2 separate regions of the Homo sapiens genome follow, and region 2 is linked to region 1. Evidence: read pairs that join two places in POLR2A ChIA-PET (ENCODE). Cell type or tissue: K562. All regions are shown on one strand. Each heading gives the region's core, and the rest is flanking DNA. Links, peaks and the distances in the headings are about the cores only. Region 1 overlaps UBALD2 (UBA like domain containing 2). Region 2 overlaps ACOX1 (acyl-CoA oxidase 1).

What was found. ChIA-PET counts read pairs that join two places held together with the same protein. Peaks named below come from ENCODE experiments on the same cell type or tissue, not always from the same donor. Only the 100,000 strongest peaks of a DNase experiment are listed, where the experiment ranks them.
Region 2: POLR2A ChIA-PET joins it to region 1 with 5 read pairs; 7 of 35 experiments call an interaction of 5 or more read pairs at or near these places.

What each region holds. Positions count from the first base shown.
Region 1 is chr17:76,271,179-76,276,511 of GRCh38, reverse strand. It overlaps UBALD2 (UBA like domain containing 2), which reads right to left. Exons shown (of 3, transcript NM_182565.4): 3 at 5,214-5,333. It overlaps QRICH2 (glutamine rich 2), which reads left to right. Exons shown (of 19, transcript NM_001388453.1): 18 at 565-693; 19 at 2,252-2,463. The coding sequence ends at 2,433. Among named protein-coding and RNA genes, the nearest start is that of UBALD2, 8.5 kb to the right of the region's middle. RefSeq lists enhancers at 2,552-2,691, 3,202-3,251, 3,526-4,049, 4,172-4,221, 4,050-4,574 and 1 more and silencers at 3,792-3,931, 4,372-4,471. In K562, for the core only: no CTCF peak of the experiment used is centred there; no DNase peak of the experiment used is centred there.
Region 2 is chr17:75,966,205-75,972,326 of GRCh38, reverse strand. The region is part of intron 2 of ACOX1 (acyl-CoA oxidase 1); the gene reads left to right. Among named protein-coding and RNA genes, the nearest start is that of ACOX1, 9.9 kb to the left of the region's middle. RefSeq lists a silencer at 2,142-2,261. In K562, for the core only: no CTCF peak of the experiment used is centred there; a DNase peak (open chromatin) is centred at 1,946.

The DNA.
Region 1 (5,333 bases), core at 1,334-5,333:
CAGGTGGAGGACAGCTGTCCAGCCTCAGCCATCAGCTGGGATGGGGTGGCCCCGTGTTTTCTTGCCAGCCTCCATCCCGGCTGCACTGCTGGGCTCTCCTGTCTTGGCCTCTGTCCATGGCATCATCAGGGCCTCCTCCTCCTTCAAAACTCAGCACAGTGCCCTCTGCTGAGCCCCACCGCTTCAGCCCCCGAATGCCCGCCTCCCGTGGCAATGCCCGAAGCCTGCGCTTTGTCACTTCCCATCATGCATTTAGCTGTGTATGCGCCTTTCTAGATGCCTCCCTTCCTGCCCTGGAAACCCCAGGTCAGAACTCACCCCACACCTGGCACAGGGCTGACGTGTGCAGGTCCTCAGGGACTCTGTGTGAGTGGGTGGGTGGCCACGAGAATGAATGAAGACCGCTTCTCTGGGGCATAGCCACAAATTCAGAATGACGAGGACCCCACTCAGCTGAGGCCGGCCATGACCAGCAGCCCTGCGGCCCTCTCCCCACCCCCAGGGGTTCCCACAGAGCTCTCACCGCTGCCTCAGCACTGACCCTTCCCTCCTGTCCCCCATCAGGCTCAGGGACCTCAAAGCGCAAGTCCCAGCAGCCCAGGCCCCACGTGCACAGGCCGCCATCCCTCAGCAGCAATGGCCAGCTGCCCTCTCGGCCACAGAGCGCCCAGATTTCGGCTGGCAACACCTCAGGTAGCTTCCCTCTGGGTGGGGCGTCCTGCCAGGCCTCCCCGCTGGCCCTGCCGGCCCCCTTTCCTGCTCATGTAGGGCCTTTATCTCCCCGGAGAGGGGAGGGCCTGGGAGCCGAAGGGGGGGATGGGTGTGGAAAAGAGGAACCCCGAGTGACTGAGTGATTTGTGCCCCTTCTGGGAGGTGGGTAGGTGCTGTTACTGTCCCATTCCACAGAAGATGAAATAGGGACAGGGTCACCACCCACATCTCTGGCTCCAGGTCCATGCCCTTGCCCTGCTCACGTGCACTCACTGTCATGGAGCTCGTGCGCCTGGGCTCTGCATGGTGGCTGCTGGGCACAGGCCATGCCCGGGTCCCCAAGAGGCCACGACCCTGTCATGGAGGAACCTCTCTCTGCCTCCCGCCTGGAAGATCCCTTGGGTCCTTGATCTCCGCAGGAGCTAAGTTGGGCCTGAAGGTCAGGAGGGTTTGGTAACAAGGCCCTGCAGCCAGGAGGCTGGATCACTGACAAGTGACCCTGGGCAAGGTCACTCTTGACAAGGGCTCTCCCCTCTCCAGACCTCAGTTTCCTCGTCTGTCATCAAGGGGGTGCTGGGTTAGTGCTGCTTGGAGTCAGGCCCCCCCCAAGAATCTAATAAAAGCTGCCGACCTTCCTCCTGTAAAACAGTTATGCACCCACATTCCTTGTGAATGTCTGTGGGAGGTTCAGGGACCCTCCCCAACCAGAGCCTCCACCCTCCCCTGCCCCTCGGCTAGATGCTCTCCAGCATCACTCCAGCCCTCAGTGAGGACCCGGCGCTGAGGGAGGAGGAAATCACAACAGAAAAGTGGCTGCGGTGCTCATGGCTCCTCAGCATCATCCAGGGCCCCCCACAGACCAGGTAGTTTAGGAGCTTTACATGGACGAACCACTTTCAATCTATGTACCAGCACTTAGAGGTAGGGGCCGTTAGCACCACTTACAGCTGAGAAAACTGAGGCACAGAGAGGTGAAGGTCCTTGCTCTAGGTCACACAGCCAGGAAGCGGCAGAGCTGGAGTTCAAAGCCAAGCCCTCTGGCCCAGAGGCTGTGCTGGGAACGGCAGGTCTCAGTGGTGGACAGTGAGCACATGACTGTCACCCTGGCTCCCAGAACTCTGTTTTCTTGGGAATACTTAGCTCCCTTCTCCCAGTGTCTACTCTAAGGGCACTGAAAATGCCCTGGAAGCAGGAGAGAGGGACTGGTAGTCTCAGGAAAATTCCTGTGCCTGTTGGTGTGGATGTCACCTCGTGTCTGTATTAACAGGAAACAGTACCAAAGAGGCAGCTCTTGGCTCCTGCAGAAGGACGTGTTTGCTTATTTTTCATTCACAAGATCATGAAGGGTGCTTCATGACTGCTTAGGAGCTCAGATGGGCCTGCGCCGTGCCCCCCGGCCCCGGCAGCTCCCCTCCAGCCTGTGTCAGCCCAGCATGGCGAACAGAACTGCTCTCAACCTCCCTGGGCATTGGGCAGGCTGGGGTGACCCCTGGTGGGCTTGGGGAATGTGTTGAGCAACCTCAGCACCCCTGTCTTACAGTTTCTTCTCGTCAACAGAAAGATAGACCTTCCTCCGAGGGCCGTCTCTCCCAGCCGAACACAGCCCACCCGCCCAGCTCCGCCGCGGTGGCAAACAGGGGGCTGGAGAGGCACGTGGACATGCCTCCTGGGGAGGGGCTCGAGGAGCCCACGCGGGGGCCGCGGTCCAGCACCGCTCAGTGAGCGGAGGTGTAAATAAACATTCAGGAGGAAGCTTAGGTGTGGCGAATCGTCTCTGACAGTCCTGGCTCAGGAAGATGGAGGGAAAGGGAAATACCCGCTGTTGGCCAGGCAGCCCCCCACGTGCCTCCAGACCACCCCCAGGCCCGCCCACTCGGTAGACCTTCTCTTGGACAGTGGGTCTGGTTTGTAGCCTGAAAGTGAGTCCTCAGCTTCCATTCTTCAAGGGCGCCGGGGCTTCGGAGGGCTGGACACTGCACTGGGGACAGGGAGACTCCTGGCCCCGGGACCAGCTGGGCCGGTGCTCACCCCACCAGCTCTCTCCTGGCCTCAGCTAGATTGGGGGTGCCCTGCCTTCTGGCTCTAGACCTGCCTTCTAGCCTGGGGTGCTGGGGCCCGTGCTGTCAGTGTCCAGCACTCTGGGGGTGAGGGTGGCAGCTGCCTGCTGCGCTCTTGCTGCTGGCTCAGGGTGGTTCCTGACCCCTGGCGTGGGATTCCGGGGAAGCAGTGCCAATGGCTGGAGGCGAACCCCTGCAGCCGGCTGGGCAGGTTTCTGTTTGCCGCCCTCCGCTTCTCTCCCTTGAGTGGGCTGCTGCAGAGACAGCCGGGGCCTGAAGGCACAGAGCAGGGGCTGCTGTGGCTGTGACCCAGTTTCCCCATTCCCCTCCTAGAAAAAGACATCCAGGCGGCGGGTGGAGAGGTGGTGCGAGCCTGGCGCTTGTCGCTTGTGATTTGCTTCCCTCTGCCCTAGCCCCAACACCTGCAGGCAAGGGACTCACTAAAGGTCTTGGCAGGTGAGGGGACAGAGGACTGCAAGTGAGACTGAGCTTGGGCCAGTGCAGCAACTGCTAGAGACGAGCCCCTATCACTGCTGCAACCCACTTGAAGCTCCTGAGACCAAGGAGTCCCCTGACCTCCTGAGCTTGGGCTCCAGCCAGATTCTAGGGGTCCCCCAGTAGATGAGAGTGGCCCCCCCACCCTGAGGTTTATAAAGCCCTGAGGTCACCAAAGCCTTTCTGCCTCAGAGGCTCCCTCCTCAGAGAAAAGGAAGTGCTCAGAGTTGACAAAGGGGCTCCCCCCACCCCCAGTTCCCATCTCCCCAGCATGGGAAAGGGATGTCTAGAGTAAGAGGCCCGCTTTGGGGTGTGAGGAGACAAAATCACACAGGAAAGGAAAATGTGGCGAGAAACAGCCCAGAAACAGGTTTCTGGCCCCTGACCCCCGCGTGGGCAAAGCGGGGCAGGCTTGGCTGGGTCGGGTGGCCGCTCCCTCCTGGCCTGCTCTTCAGAGACCCTGGGAGTCTTCATGTGATGATGTCATGCTCAGAGCTGGACAGAAGAGAGGAGCTGCTCAGACAGCGGAGCCCCGGGCGGGCACCCCTGGGCCCCAGCCCCTTTCTCCCCGGGCAGGAGGCAGAGGCAGGGCCACCCCTCCCAGGCTCCAGCTGGGCTCCTGTTGCTCTCGGCCCCACCCTGGCTGTGAAATGTCAGAAGGTGGCTCAGTTTCCCGGGTCTAGAAGCCAAATTCACCAGCTTGGCAGGGAGGTGCAGCCCAGCCCTCCTCACCCAGGCCTTCCCCACGCCCACAGAAGGTCCCAGAGCGACATTCCCTAAGCCGGCCAGGGCAACCCCCGACCATTCCCGCACCTGGGCATGGCCCACACCTGGGTGGACCCCGGTGCAGGCCCAGGAGGCCTGGGGACGTCACAGCCTAACCACCCACGTGCTGAGAGGGGCTGCCCCTTCCAGCCTGGGAAAGCACAGGTGGGCAGGGGCGGGGGGAGGGGGAGGAGTCTCAGGGGTTTCCAACCAGGAAACAAAACTGAAAGGACGAACCCAGCTTCCAAGCACGTCCGTGTCACACGCAGGGGTGGAGGGGCAGCGGGGCCCACCGTTCCGCTCCACTGGAGGAGGGGCTGCCCCACCGTGTGAGGGGCCCGAGGAGGCCCGGAGGCAGGATGCGGTGGGTGCCGGGCCCGGCCCCTCTCGACTTTTATTTCACTTCCGGCCTGAACCTCCAGAACCCTTGTCCTGCCTGTGTTCCAGCAAGACTTGGGCCCCGTAGACCCCAGCAGAGGGCGAGGCAGGAGGACGGGACAGGAAGGGGCTGCCCAGACTGTATGGCGGTGAAGGGCAGGGCTGGAGGAGGAATCCCAGCCACGCGGCCATCACCCCCATCAGCCAGGTGGACAGGCTCCCCACGCAGCTGACCTCCCGAGCAGCAGGACCACCTGAGGACGAGCTGCTGGGTCAGGAACTGGTAACCTCGCCCCATGCTGACGCCTGCAGGGCTGCGGGGAAGGGGGAATGGAAGCAGGCCCCTCTGGGGACCCGCCAGCCTTAATTGAACTTTGGGTCATGGCCACTCCACAGGCCATGACCCAAAGGGACATACTGCCCCCGGGAAGCTGAGGAGAGGAGTATCGGAGATGAGCCCAGCTGGAAGATGCTTCCTGGGAGGGCCTGGGGGGGCCATCAGGAGGCCCCCAGCTAGAAGGAAGCTCTCCCCACTGTAGATGAAAATGGCTTCCAGCTCTTCTCACTAGGGCTCTGTGGGTGGGGGCTACACCGATGGGGCCAAGAAGGGAAGGTCACAGAAACTCAGGACGGACCCCGGCCCCTCTCTCCTCCCCACACCAACCTGGACCTTGCTGTCAGAGCCCCTGGTGTGACCATCCCACAGCAAAAACATCCAGACCAGCCCAGTGGCAAGGGACCCCCACCACCCCTCTTCTGAGGAGACCGCTTTTCCCACCAACGGAAATAAAAGCACCGCAAACCAGGGAAGTTAGAAAAGTCTCTTTTTAAGTTTTTAAATTAAAATTTCGCCCTGGTGAGATGGGATTCTGATTCGGGAACTAAACCCAAAGGCAGGCTCTCCACTTTGGACCTGGACACGCAGCG
Region 2 (6,122 bases), core at 1-4,000, 300 kb after region 1:
GAGACAGAGTCTCACTCTGTCGCCCAGGCTGGAGTGCAGTTGTGCCATCTCGGCTCGGTGCAAGCTCCGCCTCCTGGGTTCACGCCATTCTCCTGCCTCAGCTCCTCAGTAGCTGGGACTACAGGTGCCCGCCACCACGCCCGGCTAATTTTTTGTATTTTAGTAGAGACGGGGTTTCACCGTGTAAGCCAGGATGGTCTTGATCTCCTGACCTCGTGATCTGCCCTCCCAAAGTCCTGGGATTACAAGGCATGAGCCACTGCACCCGGCCTGAGAGATAAGATTCTTTATGTAGTCCTCCTCGCTTGGAGTATCTGTGTGTTTGTGTACATGCATGCGTGGTGTGTGTGTGTGTTGTAATTTTGAAGTAGCTTTGTGGTACAGAACTCTGTTTCAGTATTCATCATTATAGAATTTATTCGACTTAACAGTCATGCTGTTCATAGGAGGCATAAGATGTGAAATAGTCTGAGGCTAATGGATTTGTTAAGTATACCTCTTACCTCTTGTTGGTCTAATGCTTCTGCCTCATTTATAAAGTAATATCACAAATATATATTTGCCCTAATTTTTTTTTTTTTTTTTGAGTCAGAGTCTCATCCTGTGCCCCAGGCTGAAGTGCAGTGGAGTGATCTCAGCTCACTGCAACCTCCACCTCCTGGGTTCAAGGGATTCTCCTGCCTCAGCCTCCTGAGTAGCTGGGATTACAGGCACCTGCCACCATGCCCGGCTAATTTTGTTATTTTTAGTAGAGATGGGGTTTGGCCATTTTGGCCAGGCTGGTCTCAAACTCCTTACCTCAGGTGATCCACCTGTCTCAGCCTCCCAAAGTGCTGGGATTACAGGTGTGAGTCACCACGCCCGGCCTGCCCTAATTTTTGAAAGGAGAGAGGAAGAAAGGAAGACTTGAACTATACTGGTTTGAGGCAAACAGAAGTTGGACAGAGATCCTATATGGCTGTGGGCAAGTTTGCATTTGTTAGAGTTTTCGTTCCCTTATTGCTTTTAGTTTTGGGTATTTTTTTTTTTTTTTTTGAGACAGAGTTTTGCTCTTGTTGCCCAGGCTGGAGTGCAATGGCGCGATCTCGGCTCCCCGCAACCTCCGCCTCCCAGGTTCAAGTGATTCTCCTGCCTCTCCCTCCCTAGTAGCTGGGATTAGAGGCGTGTGCCACCATGCCCGGCTAATTTTGTATTTTCAGTAGAGACGGGGTTTCTCCATGTTGGTCAGGCTGGTCTCGAACTCCCGACCTTAGGTGATCTGCCCGCCTCGGCCTCCCAAAGTGCTGGGATTATAGGCGTGAGCCATCATGCCCAGCTAGTTTTGGGTATTTTCTTGTATTTAAACCAACGTTGTCTTAATCTCTGTGGTTTAGAGAACAGTGTCCTAAGATTAGTCTTTTTTCTTGCTGGAATTTTGCTAATTCATATTGCTGTTCTTGGTTGATGACTGATCTTTTCCTTGGAAATAAGTCAGGTTGGTTAATTTGCATCACGTGACGGTTTTATCTTATATGGAATACACAAAAAGTCAACGTCCAGGAGATCGGCAATAGAGCAGCTTATATAGAATGAGATCTAACTATTTAAATTCTGAGACTTTGGAAAATGGATCAACAGTGAACAGTGATTATCTAACGCGGTCTCACAGAAGTAGCTGTAACTTTGGGTTTGGGATTCTTTCACTTCTGGGTAGCTGCTGAGAAGTGAAGGGGCTCAGAAGTATTCAGGTTCACTCCATGTTCCTTCCAAATCCTAAAATTCAGTCACCTACAGAAAGTCTCAGTCACCAGCATTATCCTTCTTTCTAGAGTGTGTCTTCTTTCCTCTAAGGACACGAAGAAACTCGGATATACACCTGCCCTGTGGGTCTGGGAGCCATAATCAAAGGCAGAGGCCTGAACCTGGGTGATAGGCTCACCTCCCTGGAGTTCTGGGATCAAAGGAACAGCCTGGGGAACTGGGTCCATGTTATCATCCTGACCATATGTTTCTTTAGGCCACAAAACAGGTCGTTTGTTTGCTCTTCACAGATATGTAATCATTTCAAGATGTGGCCATTTCTGGAGATTCTTCTTGCTTTGTTTTCCTTGTTTGCTTGCTTGCTCACTTCCTTCCTTCCTTCCTCTTTTTTTTTTTTTTTTTGAAGGAGTCTCATGTTGCCCAAGCTGGAGTGGTGCAATGGTACAATCTCGGCTCACTGCAACCTCCACCTCCCCCTGGTTGAAGTGATTCTCCTGCCTCAGCCTCCTGAGTAGCTGGGATCACAGGTGTGCACCACCATACCTGGCTAATATTTATATTTTTAGTAGAGACAGGGTTTCACCATGTTGGCCAGGCTGGTCTTGAACTCCTGACCTCAGGCGATCTGCCCACCTCGGCCTCCCAAAGTGCTGGGATTAGAAGTGTAAGCCACTGCACCCGGCCTCTTTCTCGCTCTCTTTCTGTCTTCTTCCCTTCCTCCATTCCTTTCGTTCCTTTCTTTCTTTATTCCTCACCCATGGACTGGGGTCACATTGCCTTGTTTCGTATTACCATCTATTTAGGAATATAGAGATTGTATGATACATAGTTATCCTTGAAGCTGATGCAGTATCCTGGCAAATTGCCATCATTAACACTTAAATATGAAATAATGCACCTTTCTTTGAAACTGGAAAGAGGTAGTAAACTTGATTTTTAAGTCATCAGTCTTTACCGCACTCCGTTGCCCTCTCTCCCTAGGCTTAACAGTCTCCTCTTCCCTCTGCCCAAGTGATTCTCTTCCCTGTTGGACTTCTCATGAGACTTGCTTCCCTGGGGATTTGGGCTAAATTTCACCAATATTAGTGATAATAATATAAACTTTATGAAAGCTGTGTTCTGGCCAGGCACGGTGGCTCACGCCTGTAATCCCAGCACTTTGGGAGGCCAGCGTGGGTGGATCACCTGAGGTCGGGAGTTCGAGACCAGCCTGACCAACATGGAGAAACCCCGTCCGTACTAAAAATACAAAATTACCTGGGTGTGATGGTGCGTGCCTGTAATCCCAGCTACTAGGGAGGCTGAGGCAGGAGAAGCTTTTGAACCTGGGAGGTGGAAGTTGTGGTGAGCTGAGATTGCGCCATTGCGCTCTAGCCTGGGTAACAACAGTGAGACTCCGTCTCAAAAAATAAATAAATAAATAAATAAATAAGACGCTGTATTCTTTGGGGTCATACTTCTGGAATACCTCTCAGAAATGAATTACTATATTGAGGGACATGAGCATTTTAGAGCTTTTGCTGCATAGTTTGAGGCTTTTCCTGAAACACAGAACCAGTTGACAATATATTGAGCAAGCTCTGTACCTGTATTTCCACAGCTCCATCAACGTGGTCACTTTAATTTATTTTGCTACTTTAACATATTTCTTTTTTTTTTTTTTTGAGACGGAGTTTTGCTCTTGTTGCTCAGGCTGGAGTGCAGTGGCGTGATCTCGGCTCACCGCAACTTCCGCCTCCCGCATTCAAGCGATTCTCCTCCCTCGGCCTCCTGAGTAGCTGGGATTACAGGCATGCGCCACCACGCCCGGCTACTTTTGTATTTTTAGTAGAGACGGGGTTTCTCCATGTTGGTCAGGCTGGTCTTGAACTCCTGACCTCAGGTGATCCGCCCGCTTCAGCCTCCCAAAGTGCTGGGATTACAGGCATGAGCCACTGCACATGGCCTACTTTAATATATTTCTTTTTTTTTTTTTTTTTTTCAGGCGGAGTCTCGCTTTGTCGCCCAGGCTGGAGTGCAGTGGCATGATCTCCGCTCGCTGCAAGCTCCGCCTCCTGGGTTCACGCTATTCTCCTGCCTCAGCCCCCTGAGTAGCTGGTACTACTGGCACCCTCCACCATGCCCGGCTAACTTTTTTTTTTTTTTTTTTTTGAGACGGAGTCTCGCTCTGTCGCCCAGGCTGGAGTGCAGTGGCGGGATCTCGGCTCACTGCAAGCTCCACCTCCCGGGTTCACGCCATTCTCCTGCCTCAGCCTCCCAAGTAGCTGGGACTACAGGCGCCCGCCACTACGCCCGGCTAATTTTTTGTATTTTTAGTAGAGACGGGGTTTCACCGTTTTAGCCAGGATGGTCTCGATCTCCTGACCTCGTGATCCGCCCGCCTCGGCCTCCCAAAGTGCTGGGATTACAGGCGTGAGCCACTGCACTTGGCCTACTTTAATATATTTCTAACACTTAATGTTTTAATTTCCCATTACTAGTAAGCCTGGATGTTATTACGTGTTTTGATTTACTGTTTGTGTTTTCTATGTATAAAATACGGTTTTTTGGCTGGGTGCAATGGCTCTCGCCTGTAATCCCAGCACTTTGGGAGGCCGAAGTGGGTGGATCACTTGAGATCAGGAGTTTGAGACCAGTCTGGCCAACATGGTGAAACCTGTCTGTACTAAAAATCTAAAAATTAGCTGGGAGTGGTGGCGGCACCTGTAATTCTAGCTACTCGGAAGGCTGAAGCAGGAGAATCGCTTGAACCTGGGAGGTGGAGGTTGCAGTGAGCCGAGATCGTGCCACTGCACTCCAGCCTGGGTGACAGAGTGACATGCTGTCTCAAAAAATATATATATATATACGTGTATATATATATATGTGTATATATATATGTATATATATGTATGTATATATATACGTATATATATGTATATATATGTATGTATATATATACGTATATATATGTATGTATATATATATGTATGTATATATATATATATTTCGATTTTTTAAATTATTTTCTGCTTTGCTAAACGTTTTTGCTTTATATATTTAACACATCCTTCTCTGCATAGGTATAAATTTTATCTTTTCCATAACTTGGATAGTTTTCTTCTGGGTTTTTTTTTTTGAGACATAGTCTTCCTCTGTCACCAGGCTGGAGTGCAGTGGCATCATCTTGGCTCACTGTAACCTCTGCCTCCTGGGTTCAAAGCCATTCTCCTGGCTCAGCCTCCCGAGTAGCTGGGATCACAGGTGCCCACCACCACACCCAGCTAATTTTTGTATTTTTAGTAGAGATGGGGTTTCACCATGTTGGTCAGGATGGTCTCGATCTCCTGACCTTGTGATCCACCCGCCTCGGTCTCCCAAAGTGCTAGGATTACAGGCGTGAGCCACCACGCCCGGCCTCTTCTGTTTTCTTCTAATATTTTTGTTTGGTTTCTGTTTAATGATTTGACTTGTATATGATACAGAGTGAGAATGAATCTCATGGTTTTCTAGATTTTTTTTTTTTGTACTTCTTTTTTCTTTTTTTTGAGAGACAAGAGTCTCACTCTGTCACCCAGGCTGGGGTGCAGTGGCGCAGCTTCCGAGATTTCTAATGTTCATTGTTAACTAGTGGCTTTTTCCCATTATTATCTTATTCCCATTATGTCCTTTCTGGTTTGTCTTAGAGTTTTATAATAGGTTAAATTTATTTCTGGAACCTTAAATATATTACATTGATAGGTTTATTTCTTTCTTTGTTTTTCTTCTAACATAAATTTTGACCACTGGTGCTTTATAAAATTTTTTTGAGACAGAATCTCGCACTGTCACCTGGGCTGGAGTGCAGTGGCGCAGTCATGGCTCACTGCAACCTCTGCCTCCTGGATTCAAGCGATTCTACCTCAGCCTCCCCAGTAGCTGGAATTACAGGTGCCTGCCACCACGCCCAGCTAATTTTTTGTATTTTTAGTAGAGACGAGGTTTCACCATGTTGGCCAGGCTGGTCTCAAACTCCTGACCTCGTGATTCACCCACCTCGGCCTCCCAGAATGCTGGGATTACAGGCGTGAGCCACCGTGCCCAGCCAAGACTTTTTACTCTATTTTTATTTTTATTTTTTATTTTTTTATTTTAATTTTTTATTTATTTTTAAGACGGAGTCTTGCTCTGTTGCCCAGGCTGGAGTGCAATGGTGTGATTTCAGCTGCCTGCAACCTCCGCCTCCCGGGTTCAAGCGATTCTCCTGCCTCAGCCCCCTGAGTAGCTGGGATTACAGGCGTGCACCACCATGCTCAGCTAATGTTTATATTTTTAGTAGAAACGGAGTTTCACCATGTTGGTCAGGCTGGTCTCAAACTCCTGACCCCGTGATCCACCCACCTCAGCCTCCCAAAGTGCTGGGA